2 separate regions of the Homo sapiens genome follow, and region 1 is linked to region 2. The links are chromatin contacts, found by Hi-C or POLR2A ChIA-PET in ENCODE. All regions are on one chromosome and are shown on one strand. The core of a region is the stretch at or near the end of the contact, and the rest is flanking DNA. Distances in the headings are between cores, read along the strand shown. Region 1 has its middle 18 kb from the start of KLLN. Region 2 overlaps MINPP1 (multiple inositol-polyphosphate phosphatase 1).

Region 1 (3,152 bases), core at 160-2,659, 310 kb after region 2:
AGAAGATCCTGGTAAGTAATGTGGACCAAACCATTGATGATCCCTATGCCACTTTTGTCAAGATGCTGACAGTAAGGACTGCCGCTACGCCCCTTATGACGCCACCAAGGACAGCAAGAAGAAGGACCTGGTGTTTATCTTCTGGGCCTCTGAGTCTGCATCCATTAAGAGCAAAATGATCTATGCCAGCTCCAAAGACGTCATCAAGAAGCAGCTAGGGGTCAGCACTGTCGTCTTCTTGGAGGGCAAACTTTGTGATCCCCTCCAGCGCCCTTCCTGGAGAATCTACTAGTCCCAGACCTGCCCTCAGGGATTGCAGGCTGCCCCCTTCCTGCCAGACTGGAGGGCCTGGGGGAATCCCAGCAGAGGGAAGGCACTCCCTTCACCCCAATTGCCAAACAGCCCCCCAACTCCCTGGATTTTCCTCCTCTCTCCATCCCTGACAGTTCTGGCCTTCCCAAACTGCTTGGATCTTCTGATTCCTCTTGGGTTGAAGCAGACCAAGTTCTCCCAGGAACCCCAGTTGGGGAAGGCCTATATATATATTTTAAAAACAACCCCACTCTCCACCTGTTCCTCCACCTTCCCATGCTACAACTTCTAACCACAACAGTGACTCTGTGCCTGTCTGTTTAGTTCTGTGTATAAATGGAATGTTGTGAAGATGGCCCCTTCCCATGCCAGCTGGTTCCTCTCCCTTGGTTATGGCCGCTAATGGAAACCGGACTAGTGAGCGACCTTTAATTTTTAAAAAAAGAAAATACAATAAAATAATACTCAAATGTTTAAGCAGATTTCCCAAAACAGAGTAGAATAGAATTCATATGAATAAGCAAACAATTTAATTGTTACTACTGGCATTATGTTATGGATTTTGCTTTCCTACAGAAAATAACTCCACAACTGATTTTATTAGTATAGAATTAATTTCTTGCTAAGAGTCATTTTTGCTTATCTCACCATTGGATATTTGCAAAGTCACTAATATTTCTTTTATCCATCATTCATATGTAAGTAAATATGTACCTTACTTCCTCTTTCCAGGCAAGTAGAGGTTCCAAATATAGCCATGTGTCACATAACAGGGATTTGTTCTGATAAACGAATCCATAGACAATTTTGTCTTTGTGCAAACATGATAAAGTGTACTTGCACAAACCTAGATGGTGTAGCCCACTACACACCTAAGCTATGTGGTATAGCCTGTTGCTTCTAGGCTACAAACATGTACAGCATGTTACTATACTGAGTACTGTAGGCAAGTGTAACATAATGGTCAGTATTTGTGTATCTAAACATACCTAAATATAGAAAAGGTACAGTAAAAATATGGTATAAAAGATAAATGGTATACCTGTATAAGGCATTTACCATGAATGGAGCTTGCAGGACTGGAAGTTGCTCTGGGTGAGTCAATGAGTGAGTGGTGAGTCACTGTGAAAGCCTAGGACATTATTGTACACTACTGTAAACTGCATAAACACTGCACACTAGGCTACAATTTATGAAAAAATTTCTTCAATAATAAGCTATTAAATAACATAAAGTTGTAAATAATAATAAATTATGATTACATATCAACAATATTTTCTTTATATCCTATAAGCTTTTTTCTATTTTTAAATTAATTTCTTAAAATTTTTTAAACTTATTTTGTTAAAAACTAAGACACAAACACCCATGTAAGCACAGGCCTACACATGGTGAGGATCATCAGTATCGGTGTCTTCCACATCCACATTTTGTCCACTGGAAGCTCTTCAGAGTTAGTAACATACACGGAGCTGTCGTCTGCTGTGATATTGAAGCTGTTTTCTGGAATACCTCCTGAAGAACCTGCCTGAGGCTGTTTTACAGTTAACTAAAAAAAAATAAGTAGAAGGAGTACACTCTAAAATAACAATTAAAAGTATGGTATAGTAAATACATAAAGTGGTAACAGTTGTTTATTATCATTATCAAGTATTACATAGTGTACATAATTGAATGTGCTATACTTTTATATGACTGGTAGTGCAGTAAGTTTGCTTGCACCAGCATCACCGCAAACTGTGAGTAATGCATTACTCCATGACGTTAGGATGGCTAGGTTCACAAGGCGATAGGAATTTTTCAGCTCCATTATAATCATGGGACTGCCTTGGTATATGCGGGCTGTTGTTGACAGAAACGTCATTATGTCACGCAAGACTAGATAATGAGGGAATCCTTTTCCTCCTAATTGGTTATTTGAGCTGTTTAATCTCCCTTCCACTCCCAGCAAGTGTAGTCATTAAAATACCTTACATAACTATGGAGCCTTCATGATTAGAACTGCGATATGATGATGTTACATACCCACTCAGGGTTCTCTGCTTCAGGGCCAAAGTTTGGGCAATGTCACACCTATTGTACTTTTTGGATGGGTTTCTCTGTCATGAGAGGAATGGGAAATGAAAGAAGGATGAGCCCAATGTAATTCTGAGAATCAGATTTAACTAGTATCTGATAAAGCTTGCAAAATTTCCATGTTGATAAGTTGATCTAATTTATTTGTTTAACCTGCTGTATAATGTTTTATCATATGAAAATATCACATTTGATTTATCTATATGGAACATTTAGATTCTAATTTTTTGCTGTTTTAAATAATATTTCCATGAATTTCCCTATATGTTTCTGCTTTCAATATATGAAAGTTTTGCTAGAGTAGGGGTCTTTAAACTTTTTTGTTAGCTTATCCCACAAACAATTTGGAAAAACTTTTCCTCTATACACATGGTAGAGTTAGAATTGAACTTTTTTATTCTAAGTTTAAGTAGGTGGAAAGGAAGTAATTTCCTAGTTATGTAACTTTTTTTTTTTTTTTTTTGGAGACAGAGTTTTTGCTCTTGTTGCCCAGGCTGGAGTACGATGGCGCAATCTTGGCTCACTGCAACCTCCACCTCCCGGGTTCATGCGATTCTCTCCTGCCTCAGTCTCCCGAGTAGCTAGGATTACAAACACCCGCCACCACGCCCTGCTAATTTTTTTTTTTTTTGTATTTTTAGTAGAGACAGGGTTTCACCTGTATTTTTAGTAGAGACGGGTTTTCACCATGTTGGCCAGGCTGGTCTCGAACTCCTGACCTCAGGTGATCCACCCGCCTCGGCCTCCCAAAGTGTTGGGAGTAC
Region 2 (3,149 bases), core at 314-2,813:
ATATGCTCAGCAAGGAGCAAGTAAGTTGTTTTTTGTTTGTTTGTTTTTAACTAATGGACTTTTAAAAGTAATTTTAGGTTCACAGCAAAATTGAGTAGAAAGTACAGAGAGTTCCTACTTACTGCTTTTCTCCACACATTGACAGTCAGGCACCAGTGTGGTAGAATAATAAGCTTTTAATAGAATGTTTATCTTTGTGTTTTTCCTGATCTCTTCTATCAAAACATTAGCCTTTTTTTTTTTTGTACATGACTTAAAATCCTTTTTTTAAATTTGGAATTAGAGTTTATAAGTGAGTATTTTGACATCCATATTTTCTGACAAAATGACTTTCACTTTCCCAAGTTCCCAGGCTATTTTTGCTTTCTCCATCCCACCCCTACCCCTTGTTAGAATGTTAGTATGTATACAGATTGGTTTTTTTTAATATTAACATTAAATCAGGGACATTCTTCAGTGCCACTGAATTTTTTTTTCAACATAATTTTGATAGCATGGTTTTACTTCATGGAAAAAATGGAAGATTGCAAATTGTTAAATTTTCAGTTAAATATAACCGGCCCTTGAAATTCAGCTCCTTGCATTTTATTAGGAACTTGATTTTTATTTTCCTTTTTGCACCATCACTATAGTAATGGGATTAAAGTTAAAACCAGCAAATTTAAGCAGATATTTCTATTTAAGCAGATATTTCTATTTAAGCAGCTGTGATTAGAAAAGCAGATTGAATTCACTGAAGAAATGAAGTATCTCCAGATTTTATTTTACTGTCTCCTTCCCCATATATCTGTTAATATAATCTTTTTAGATTCGAGGATTTCAACAAGTTACTTCATGTTTTCTCAAAGATTTATTTTGGGTCTATAATTACTTGCCTCGAGATCTTCCATTTTAAGTTAATTACTATAAAATATTTTTTACTGTTACTAAATACCTCAACTCTCAGTGTTAACCTTTTTTTTCTACCTTTTTGTTGGGTTTCAAATCATTGATATTTTCAGATTTCATAGTCTATAAGGTATGGCTTTTTAAAGCTGTGTAGTCCCATATTTTAACGTAAGATGGCAGCATTGAGATAAATGTGTAGTGACACCAAGTGATTTTAGTTATTTGGTCAATTAGCCCATTGTAACAGGGGAAACTTGCTGCTTTAAAGTTCTTAGAAATGTACGCCAATTCTAGGTGTTTTTGCCAACTTTTTGAAGTCACAGTTCCATGGAGTTTAGCCAGGGGTATCAGGAATCTTTTCAGTGCTAGGAATCTCTGTAGTGTTGAAAGATACTGGCTAAATATTTTTTTTTTTTTTTTTTTTTTTTTTTGGAGACAGAGTCTCGCTCTATCCCCCAGGCTGGAGTGCAGTGACATCGTCTCGGCTCACTGCAACCTCTACCTCCCAGGTTCAAGTGATTCTCATGCCTCAGCCTCCCAAGTAGCTGGGATTACAGGCACCTGCCACCATGCCCAGCTAATTTTTATATTTTTAGTAGAGAGACAGGGTTTCGCCATGTTGGCCAGGCTGGTCTTGAACTCCTAACCTCAGGTGGTCTGCCTGCCTTGGCCTCCCACAGTGCTGGGATTACAGGATTACAGGGGTGAGCCACAGTGCCCGGCCACATACTGGCTAAATATTAATAAGTAAAAGTTTATATAACTAGCCTGGCTGTACTCTGAATTCATATTCAAATGTCCAGCTGCCTTTTGAATAGACACTTTTTGACTATCACTAGATTGTAGGTCTACTAAGTAGTTATTCATTATTTCTGCACAATTATTTTACCTTTGTACATTTTTTTTTAAAACTATTCTTGTTGAATTGTATCCAGTTTTGTAAGAATCACTCTTAAATCTGTTGTCATATCTATTCTTGTCATAGTTGGAGAGTATACCTACTCTGTGCTGACCCCAACAGTAGAACCGGAAGGCAAATCTTGTTTCAGTTACTATTTTAAAAAAAGAAACCTCACACACACAAAACCCCACAACTTTTTAATAACTGTTAAATAAGTAGAATAGGCTGTTTTGTGAAGTAGTAAGTGTCCTATTTTAGAAATATGCTAGTTGAATCTGGATAACTGTGTCAGAGATTCTATGGAAGAAATGCTTCTACCACCTAAGAGGTTAGGAAATTATTTCATGGCTCCATAACTAAAGGCTCAGTTCATTTCAATTCAGCAAGCAGTTTTTGAGCACATACAATGTGTGGTCACAATGCTAGGCATTGGGAATACATAAACATGGATAAGAAGTTATACCCGCTACATCCAAGGGGCTCTCAGTCTAGTAAGGAAGATGTCTTAAGAAAGTAATTTAGTCAAAAGCGAAAGGATGCTTGGGAAAGTAAGTCATCTCTGCAGTTCATGGTAGTTGGAAATGGCTTCTGTGTGGATGTAAGATGTAAGGTGAGCCTTAATCATTGACACTGTAGTGTAATGGAATTTGCATTGGCATAGGATTATTAAAACTCAAATCCTTGTTCAGCGTTTCCTAACCAAAATTTTGTCATCTTTAAAATTCAGGTAATACTCATGTTTCAAGGTGTTGAGAAGGTTGAGTGGAGTTCTGTGTTCATGTATGTCTGTGTACCACACAAATACATGTAAAGACACATTTATCTTTTACTACTATGCTTTACACAATTAAGTATTTTATTAATTGTTATTAATACCATCATGACAATCATTCCAGGCAAAATTTGGCTAGAGAAGAATAAGGAAGACATCAAGGAAGAAGAGTATTGAGCAAAGGCCTATGTGGGAATGAAAATGTAAAATGCCCAAGTTAATTTGATGGTTTGAGTTAGACAGTGTTGGGAAATAAGCTGTTAGGGTGTTATCTATGCCAGAGAAAAACAGTATACTTTACCTGTCATCTAGATGCTGATTTAAAAATTTTCCTGGCCTGGCGTGGTGGCTCAGACCTGTAATCCCAGCACTTTGGGAGGCCAAGGCAGGAGGATCGCTTGAGCCCAGGAGTTTGAGACCAGCGTGGGCAACAGGGGTAATCCCTACCTCTACAAAAGAAAAAAAAAATTAGCCAGGCGTGGTGGCATGTGCCTGTAGTCCCAGCTACTCACGAGGCTGAGGTGGGAGGATCACCTGAGCCAGGGAGCTCGAGTCTAGGGTGAGCCGTGATCATGCCACTGTACTCCA

What was found. Hi-C counts contacts between places; a loop is a spot of excess contacts on that map. ChIA-PET counts read pairs that join two places held with the same protein, here RNA polymerase II (POLR2A). Pooled maps may share reads with other maps.
Region 1: a loop to region 2 is called in a map of mesothelial cell of epicardium, with 32 times the contacts of the local background. The contact joins two enhancer-like sites. A Hi-C loop is called at or near these places in 1 of 168 maps with a recorded cell type or tissue (mesothelial cell of epicardium) and 3 of 50 pooled maps. POLR2A ChIA-PET finds 5 or more read pairs at or near these places in 1 of 52 experiments (OCI-LY7).

The regions. Positions count from the first base shown.
Region 1 is chr10:87,844,027-87,847,178 of GRCh38, forward strand. It overlaps the pseudogene CFL1P1. Among named protein-coding and RNA genes, the nearest start is that of KLLN, 18 kb to the right of the region's middle. Within about 2 kb of position 1,410, at least 5 of the 41 ENCODE cell types and tissues checked have a DNase peak (open chromatin) inside an H3K27ac peak, as active enhancers do.
Region 2 is chr10:87,532,751-87,535,899 of GRCh38, forward strand. The region is part of intron 4 of MINPP1 (multiple inositol-polyphosphate phosphatase 1); the gene reads left to right. Among named protein-coding and RNA genes, the nearest start is that of MINPP1, 29 kb to the left of the region's middle. Within about 2 kb of position 1,564, at least 2 of the 41 ENCODE cell types and tissues checked have a DNase peak (open chromatin) inside an H3K27ac peak, as active enhancers do.